Regions from separate parts of the Homo sapiens genome. Here region 1 is linked to region 2. Evidence: chromatin contacts called from ENCODE Hi-C or POLR2A ChIA-PET data. All regions are on one chromosome and are shown on one strand. The core of a region is the stretch at or near the end of the contact, and the rest is flanking DNA. Distances in the headings are between cores, read along the strand shown. Region 1 overlaps STX6 (syntaxin 6). Region 2 overlaps KIAA1614.

Region 1 (3,808 bases), core at 685-3,184, 55 kb after region 2:
AAACTCACCAGTATGAAAACTAACAGCTTGATTTTAAAAATGGGCAAAAGACCTGAACAGACACCTCATCAAAAAAGAGATGGGGCTGGGCAAGGTGGCTCACACCTGTAATCTCAGCACTTTGAGAAGCCATGGCAGGCAGATCACTTGAGGTTAGGAGTTCAAGACCAGCCTGGCCAACATGGTGAAACCCTGTCTCTACTAAAAATACAAAAATTAGCTGGGCGTGGTGGCGCAGGCCTGTAATCCCAGCTACTTGAAAGGCTGAAGCACAAGAACCACTTGAGCCTGGAAGGCAAAAGTTGCAGTGAGCTGAGATCGCACCTCTGCACTCTAGCATAGGTGACAGAGTCAGACTCTGTCTCAAAAAAAAAAAAAAAAACACCATGAAAGAGCTGCCAGGGAAGCATACGAAAAGATGTTCAACATTAGATGTCACTGGGGAAAGGCAAATTAAAACAAGAAACAATACACACCTATTAGAATGGTCAAAACCCCAAACAGTGACAACACCATATGCTAGCAAGGATGTGGAGCAATATTAACTCCTAGTGGGAATTCAAACTGGTACAGCCACTTTGGTAGACAGGTTGGCAGTTTCTTACAAAACCCAAACATACTCTTACCATAACCATTCAGCAACCACATACCTTGTTACTTATCCAAATGAACTTAAAAACTTATGTCCATATAAAAACCTGCACTTTTTTTTTTTTTTTTTTTTTTTTTTTGAGACAGAGTCTCCCTCTGTCACCCAGGCTAGAGTGCAGTGGTGTGATCTCGGCTCACTGCAACCTCTGCCTCCTGGGTTCAAGCGATTCTCCTGCCTCAGCCTCCCAAGTAGCTGGGGTTATAGGCGCACGCCACCACGCCTGGCTAATTTGCACATGGGTGTTTATAACAGCTTTATTCATCATTGCCAAAACTTGGAAGCAACCAAGGCGTCCTTCAGTAGGTAAATGGATAAATTGTGGTACATCCAGACAATAGAATATTATTCAGTGTTAAAACAGAAATAAGCTATCAAGCCATGAAAAAGCACAGTGGAAACTTAGATGCACACTGCTAAGTGAGAGAAGCCAATCTGAAAAGGATCTGTGATATATGATTCCAACCATATGCAAGCTGGAAAAGCAAAACTATGGAGACAGTCAAAGGATCAGTAGTTTGGGGGTTGGGGGAAGGGAGGGATAAACAGGTGGAACACAGGATTTTTTAGGGCAGTGAAACAGCTCTGTGTGATGCTACAATGATGGATACATGTCATTTATACATTTGTTCAAACCCAGAGAATGTACAATACCAAGAGTGAATCCTAAGGTAAACAACGGTCTTTGCGGATGATTAATGATGTGTTAGCGTAGGCTGATTGTAACAAACGTACCACCGTGATGCTTGATGTCAATAGTCAGGGAAGTTATGCATGGGGGAAGGGGGCTATATGGGAACTCTCTGTACTTCCTGCTCAATTTTGCTAGGAACCTAAAACTGTTCTAAAAATAGTTTATTAATTTTTTAAAAAGATTAAAATGCTTACAATAATTTAAAACCACTTTGCTAAAATGATTAGTTGCGATTCTTTCAGGACAAAAACGGAGAAAGTATTCCTTCTCCAACCCCGCCCTCAACCTCACACACTCCTATGTTTACCCCCTTCCCTCAGGCATCTCGCTATTCTCAGCACCAGATTTCCAACACTGAACCAGATTTCCATTTTTTGGCTTTCCATCAGCCTCTACTCATGCCTCCTACCACCCTCCAATCACCTTCTCTTCCACAACTGTATTAAGTAGGAATTTTCACCAAGGAGAAGCATATACCACACAAGCCAGCACAACCCGAGGATGTTCTTTTAAAGCCGTTTTCCTCTGAAGTGGCTAAGCTGCCTCTACGAAGCATGAACTAGGTAACCCCAGGGAGCTGTTACCCCAGCAGACTTCTCAGCACTTCCCGCAGAGGCTTCATGCATAGAAGGAACGGGTACTAACCACAGGGGCTCTTGTGACCTCAAGTGGAAAGTTTTAAGCAGCATTGCAAGCTCAGGACCTGCCTCAAAAAGTCAGAGCGGAACAAAAGAACTCCAATGGTAGTTTTTTCTCTCTCTCAAAATATTTTTCTCCCCTAAAGAGAAAAGATTAATGGAATGTTGGAAAGTAAGAGGGAAAAAAATCTCAGTATCTACTTAAAATAAAATACTTCTGTGGGTAGGAGAATACAATTAGTGTCTCTCTTGGGTCATTCAAAAAAGTAAATGTGGAGTCTTGGTTGGTTTCTCCCCATGAAGCAGACAGCCACGGGGAGCGGAGATGGTCCGCCTGTGTGCCTGTAACTACTTAATCACACTTCGCTGTGCCTCCATAGGCTTCCTTTATGTACAGGTTTGATTACTAAAGCAGTGAACTTCTGCAAAAATTATGGAGGAGAGCAGAGACGAATACAAATTGCTTGTTTGTCAAATTGAAGCAGAAAGCACCAAGCAGGAAGAGGTCCTTAGGGAGTATTTCTTTGGGTAGCAAGCAAAGATTAAAATGAAAACACAAGCAACCTGTCAAAAGTGAAGCACCGTTCAGGATAAATGCTCTGTTTCCTGGCTCTTTTTCCTATACAAATATAACCAAAGTTATTACATTGCTTCCCCAATTTTTCTTTTGGGAAAAAGTAGAATAAAGCATAAGCAAACTTCAGTGCTATTTATACACACTGGGTCGCTTCTCACAATGCAAGTACTTTTCTAAATTATTCATACCCAGAATGCTGGGAAACAAAGACAGTGCATCTTTGTTCACTTGCTCTTCCCCAAACAGAACTGGTGCTGAAGTAGCTACTTGACTTTGCAACTACTACATACATGAGTGAGAGGCCTGGAGTTTAAACTGGTTATACAATTCTTCATTAAAACACCTTTTTTTTGTTTATTGTTTTGTTTTTAAGTAGAGGGGAGAAGGCAGAAGAGAGAACAGAGGGAATCAGAAAAGACTTTGCAAACCTTTCTCTAAATGTGTGACAGATGAACTAAGCTGGTGCCTGCTTCCCATATATGCACAGTTTCAGGCAATGAAGAGCCCGCTAGAAACAAAGATACTTGTCCCTAAAGAGAAAGAAGAAAATGACTCTAGATAGGAGCTTCTCTTTGTTTTGGATGTAATAGGTCCATTGCGCCTTGGGGCCATTACAATTTTTGTTGCCTTACAATTTCTTAAAAACATTTACTAAGTACCAATAAATAAATGGTAAACGCAGTTAAGCACTTCTACTTTACTGGTATTTCATTTAATCCTCACAATTACCTGGAGAGGTAGGACTCAACATATTTTTACAGATAAGAAACTGAGCCCCAGAGAACTGTTATGTAACCTATGAGTTAAACTTCTGAAAAGTAAACCTGCATATGTATTTAAATATTGCTTCAAAAAGCTAACCTATTAGACCTTATAACATGTACCTGACAGTAGGAAACCAACAGAAGAAAAGGTGTCAAGAAACAGGGCATGTTCTAACACAAGGGAGGTGCTCTACAGTCAGGGAACATTCAGATTACCTCAAGGAGCATCTCAGTTTCTCCTTCCACCAAGCAACCCCCACCAGATAAAGAAGAGATACTGGATTTTTTAAAATTTAAAATATATTATTTCCCATGTAAAGAGTCACTGGAACATATCTTATACAGTAACTATTATGAAAATTGTTTATTCATCCTCATCCTGGTGCAAATTTGCTGAAATATTTCAGTATTGATTTAAACATAACAATTTAAAATAGATCCACACATGCCATCTTATTCTGAAGTAGTAGGTATTTTTCTATCAAT
Region 2 (4,149 bases), core at 640-3,139:
TAAATGCTAACATTTGTGGACTCTTACCAAGTGCCCAGCTCTGTGCTAATCTCTTTTAAAGGAGTCACTCTCACTTATCTTAACAACTGAGCCCTTATTTAGCAGATAGGGAAACTGAGGCTCAACTCCTAAGTAACCTGCCAGGGTGACACAGCTAGGAAGTGGCTGTCCAGGGATTAGAACCCCAGGCAGGCTGCCCCCAAGCCACACACTTCCCCGCCACTCTAGGCTGTGTCCTGTCCATGTCCTGCAGACCTGGGAAGAAGGGACCTGTGCAAGCAAGCATGACAGTCTGAGACTAGGTCCCTGCCCTCATGGAGCACATGACCCAGAATCAGTTCCAGGTGCACCTTTTCCACTTCCCCTCATTCAGAAAATTGCACACAGAATCACAGTAGGAGAGCTCTATCCGTGGTCATCAGAAAGCTTTCAAATACGCAAACATGGAACAAATGCTAAGCAGAAAAGTTTCTCTATGTTCTGTACACTCCATATTCTCCCTCTACTGGGTGCATCCTGGAATCTGGGAAGCGGCAGATCCCTCTACATTCCCAGTTATTTCCCCATCCATGTACCTGAGTTGAAAGGGTTAAACACAGACTCGCTGAGCTTATTATTTTAATCCAGGATTATGATGGCTGCAGAAGAAGGCCACTCTGTCCCCTTGACCTCCTTGGCTAGGAGAGCAATGGTGGTTCTCCTGCCCCAGCTGGCTGGAGGGAGAGCAAAGCCTTAGCTAAGCCTGTCCCTCCACCAGGAAACTGGCCGAGACGGGAGTGCCCAGAGCAGGAGGGGACCACACGCTGCCCTTTGTCCTTGTGAACCAGTCGAGGACACAGGTGGCTGGAGGGGTGGGGGAAGGGCCAGCATACTCTAGTGGAACTCTAGTTTTCCCCAACAATGAGCTCTTTATAGGCTCTGCCACTCGGTCAGGGCCAAACATCTGTGGTGGGAACTCCCCCAAGGGGGGACCTCGAAATCCCACACCCCACCTTATGGCATATCAGACTATGTGGCCAAAGATCTGGGCTCACAGGGTAGCACTGTGAGTCCTCTCCCCTCTCCAGCCCCCACTGCTTGCAGATGGGGAAACTGAGGCCCAGGGAGGAAAAGCACTCAGCCACTTTATTCCTATGCTCCACCCTCTGAGCTAATGAGCTCCAGAAGTGCAGACTTTCAAGACAGTGGCAAAAAGCCGTCTCTTCTTAGGCAGGAATTGCCTCTGCCTGGCCATGGCACTGACCACCCCAACCCTTCTAGGAATTTTCCAGAGCAACTCTGGGAGCTGGGAGGTGGGCAGTGAGATGGGACAGACTCAGCACCCACCCCATTTTGCCTGCTTGTTCCCTGCCTCAGAGAAAGACCACCTTCCCTCCACAGGGCTGGTCAGGCCCTCGCTTCACCAGGGTGCACGTTGACCTTGGCTGCAGTCTGTGAAGGTGACTGCCACTCCTCCATGCTCAGTGTGGTACTGCATGGATGCCTCTAGGCGCCTAAAAAGCCCTGCTTTTCTAATCAGTGGAGAACCAGCTTTGTCTGCCAGGAACTGAAGCAAGACAGCTGATGAGAAAAAAAAAAAAAAAAAAAAAGTAACAGCTCCAAGAGGAGGGAGCAGAAAGGAAATAGCAAAGCTGGAAAATGGCTTTAAAACCTGGGGGCAAGGCTGATCCTGGCAGCATCTGGCCAGTTGCCTGGGGGCCCTCCTGCCTGCCCACCAGGTCTTGTGACAAATGCCCTCTGACAGCCGTGGAACCACAGCTGTCACCGGAAGGCTCCGAGTGTGCGGGCTGGCAGCCAGAGGCCCACGGCTGCAGGGGCGCCTCTCCGGGCTGGTAACCTCATTATCTCTGCTGTCAGGGCAGGAGCCCCAGGGAGCACAGCTGCTCTCAGCCGCCTTGGAGGAGCTGTCTGCTGGGGAAGCTGTGCAGAGGGAGGCCTCTCCTGCCAAAGGAGGCTTCACGGGGCAGCGGGCCTGGAGATTCGCTTTCCCATCACTCCAGTAAAGCCCTCCTTGTTCCAAAGCCATGCCTGGGCCCTGCCAGGGTTCACAGGCACAGATGGTGCCTTTCTTCTAGCAGTCTCCTCCTGCTCCCCAGCAGCCCCAAAACAGGGTTGGATGCAAATAGTGAGAAGAAAAAGAAAAGGAAACAAGAAAAGAAATCATAGTCTGCCCAGAGTTTGTCCAAGGATGTCCAAGGAAGCCTTCCTTGGAGGCCTCAGAGCTGTGCCATTTCCACTCACATCTCTGTCACCCAGGAAACTGCCTGGTCCCTTCCCCCAGTCAGGACCATGGTGAGGGGCTGCAGGTCTGAGATCAGGACCTGCTGGAGCCCTGTGGACCCTCACTGTTGAGGACAGCCCAGCATATGTGACGGCGAGGACAGGGGCAGCCAGTGGGGATGATGAAGTTACCCCAAAGAGCGCATCTGCCCCCAGCCACAAACATCCTCTGCCTGCCCTGAGACCCAAGGCAGGAGAGGACAGAGGGTGCGGAACGATGCTGGAGACAGTGGGCTGGCTGTCGTGTGCTCTGCTCCGCTTGCAATTGACGTTCGACCTTGAACAATGTGCCAGCGTTCTTCTCTGCTCTGGACACCCTCATCTGTCAAGTGGAGAGAACACCTGCCCTCGGCCAGCCTGGCTGGGGAGAGCAAGCTCCGTGGAGAACAACGTCTTGTCAGTGGGAGATTGTGGGTTGCTGTTATAGCTGTAACCCAGCGCGGGCTGTATGTCACTGGCTGAGAGACAGCTTTGAAAACGGACTGCTGTCATTTTCTGCCACTCTGGACTGGCCAGGGAGGCAGCACATCTGGTAGGGGGTGGGGGCTGGTGGAGGACCCTTATTATTATGAAAGTCGAACCACTTGCTGGCTTGGTTTGGGTCCAGCTTAATTTCTCTCAGCCCTGAGCCTGTGAGCCCTGAGCTGGTGCCTGATGGTTTTGGATTGGGACTAAGGCAAGAAAACACCAGGATTTATAAAAATGCCATTCCCCCAAAGGGCCCAATCTATGCTGGACAGAGCCCTGATTCTTTGCATCTGCAGTGGGTACTAGTGTGGTGCTGTGTGTGGGTGCAGAGAGACAGAAGGAGAGAGAGGTGATGCGTGGAGAGACCATCTGTCTGGGCACAGGCCCAGCCCAACAACCCCGGGCCCTTTCTCCCTCCTCCTCCCAGATAGCTCCTGCTGTCTGCCTGGGGAAGGAACAATAGAATAATCTGGAGACTCTCCTACCCTTTCTAGATCCTCTTGAGGTCTCTGCCTCCAGTGCCTGAGCAGATGTCCAAGGCCGGGCCAGCTCCCCAGCCCCCATCCAGAGCCACGCAGGGCCATTTCCCAGCCCCAGGCCCCAGGCCCCAGGCCCCCAGGCTGGGTTCCCTGTGCGTGGGTGCTAGAGGAGGAAGGCTGCACATGCAGGGCTTTTTCTGGCACAGCCAGTGCTTGACACTGCTAAAGCCCTCCTAATCTGCGTTATTTTCCTCTAATCCCTCCCCCACCACCCTGGCCTGTGTGCCACGCTGCAGGACCGTTGGTCCCAACCCGGAGCCTGTGCTGAGCCCCAGGCATGAGGAAGCCACGCATCTGCTGCAGCGTGCCCGCATGAAGGCCAGGACCCGGCCCCTCCGTGCCAGCCATGACATCGTGCCCACCATTACCCAGGGCAGCCGGTGAGTGGGACCTGGGCCAGGCTAGCCTGGGAGGGCCATAGCAGGGAAGAGTCAGCAGTGGGAAGAAGTGGGATCTAGCCAAATGCTGCTGCTGCTCGCTCCATGTGTGTGTGTGTCTGTGTGTTTTCCATATAAGGCTCTTGCTTTGATTATTTAGTCAGTCAACACACCTTTCCTGAGGGCCTACAGTCAGGCACTGAGATACAAAGATGAATGAAACATGATCTGGATCCCTGGGGGGATGGAGGTCACAGTCTCCAGGGAGAGAAGCAAACAGATATTCAATTATGTGGACTGTGGTGTGAGAGAGGAAAAGTGTGTGTGCTGAACTGGAAACTGTTAACTCCACCTGGAAAGGACAGGTGAGGCTCTTGAGAGAAGGTGACTTCTTAGCTGAGGCTTGACGGAAGTATAGATATGCACTGGCAAGCAGTGCAAGATAGGCACTGGCAAGCAGGCTTAGTGAGGCGACAGAGGAGCGC

The links. Hi-C counts contacts between places; a loop is a spot of excess contacts on that map. ChIA-PET counts read pairs that join two places held with the same protein, here RNA polymerase II (POLR2A). Pooled maps may share reads with other maps.
Region 1: a loop to region 2 is called in a pooled map, with 6 times the contacts of the local background. The contact joins two enhancer-like sites. A Hi-C loop is called at or near these places in 1 of 168 maps with a recorded cell type or tissue (left cardiac atrium), 4 of 37 single-sample maps with no recorded cell type and 6 of 50 pooled maps. POLR2A ChIA-PET finds 5 or more read pairs at or near these places in 5 of 52 experiments (CD4-positive, alpha-beta T cell, GM10248, Panc1 and 2 more).

The regions. Positions count from the first base shown.
Region 1 is chr1:180,979,842-180,983,649 of GRCh38, forward strand. The region is part of intron 7 of STX6 (syntaxin 6); the gene reads right to left. Among named protein-coding and RNA genes, the nearest start is that of KIAA1614-AS1, 27 kb to the left of the region's middle. RefSeq lists a silencer at 1,847-1,926. Within about 2 kb of position 1,935, at least 2 of the 41 ENCODE cell types and tissues checked have a DNase peak (open chromatin) inside an H3K27ac peak, as active enhancers do.
Region 2 is chr1:180,924,907-180,929,055 of GRCh38, forward strand. KIAA1614 reads left to right here. Exons shown (of 9, transcript NM_020950.2): 4 at 3,524-3,667. Among named protein-coding and RNA genes, the nearest start is that of KIAA1614, 14 kb to the left of the region's middle. Within about 2 kb of position 1,890, at least 15 of the 41 ENCODE cell types and tissues checked have a DNase peak (open chromatin) inside an H3K27ac peak, as active enhancers do.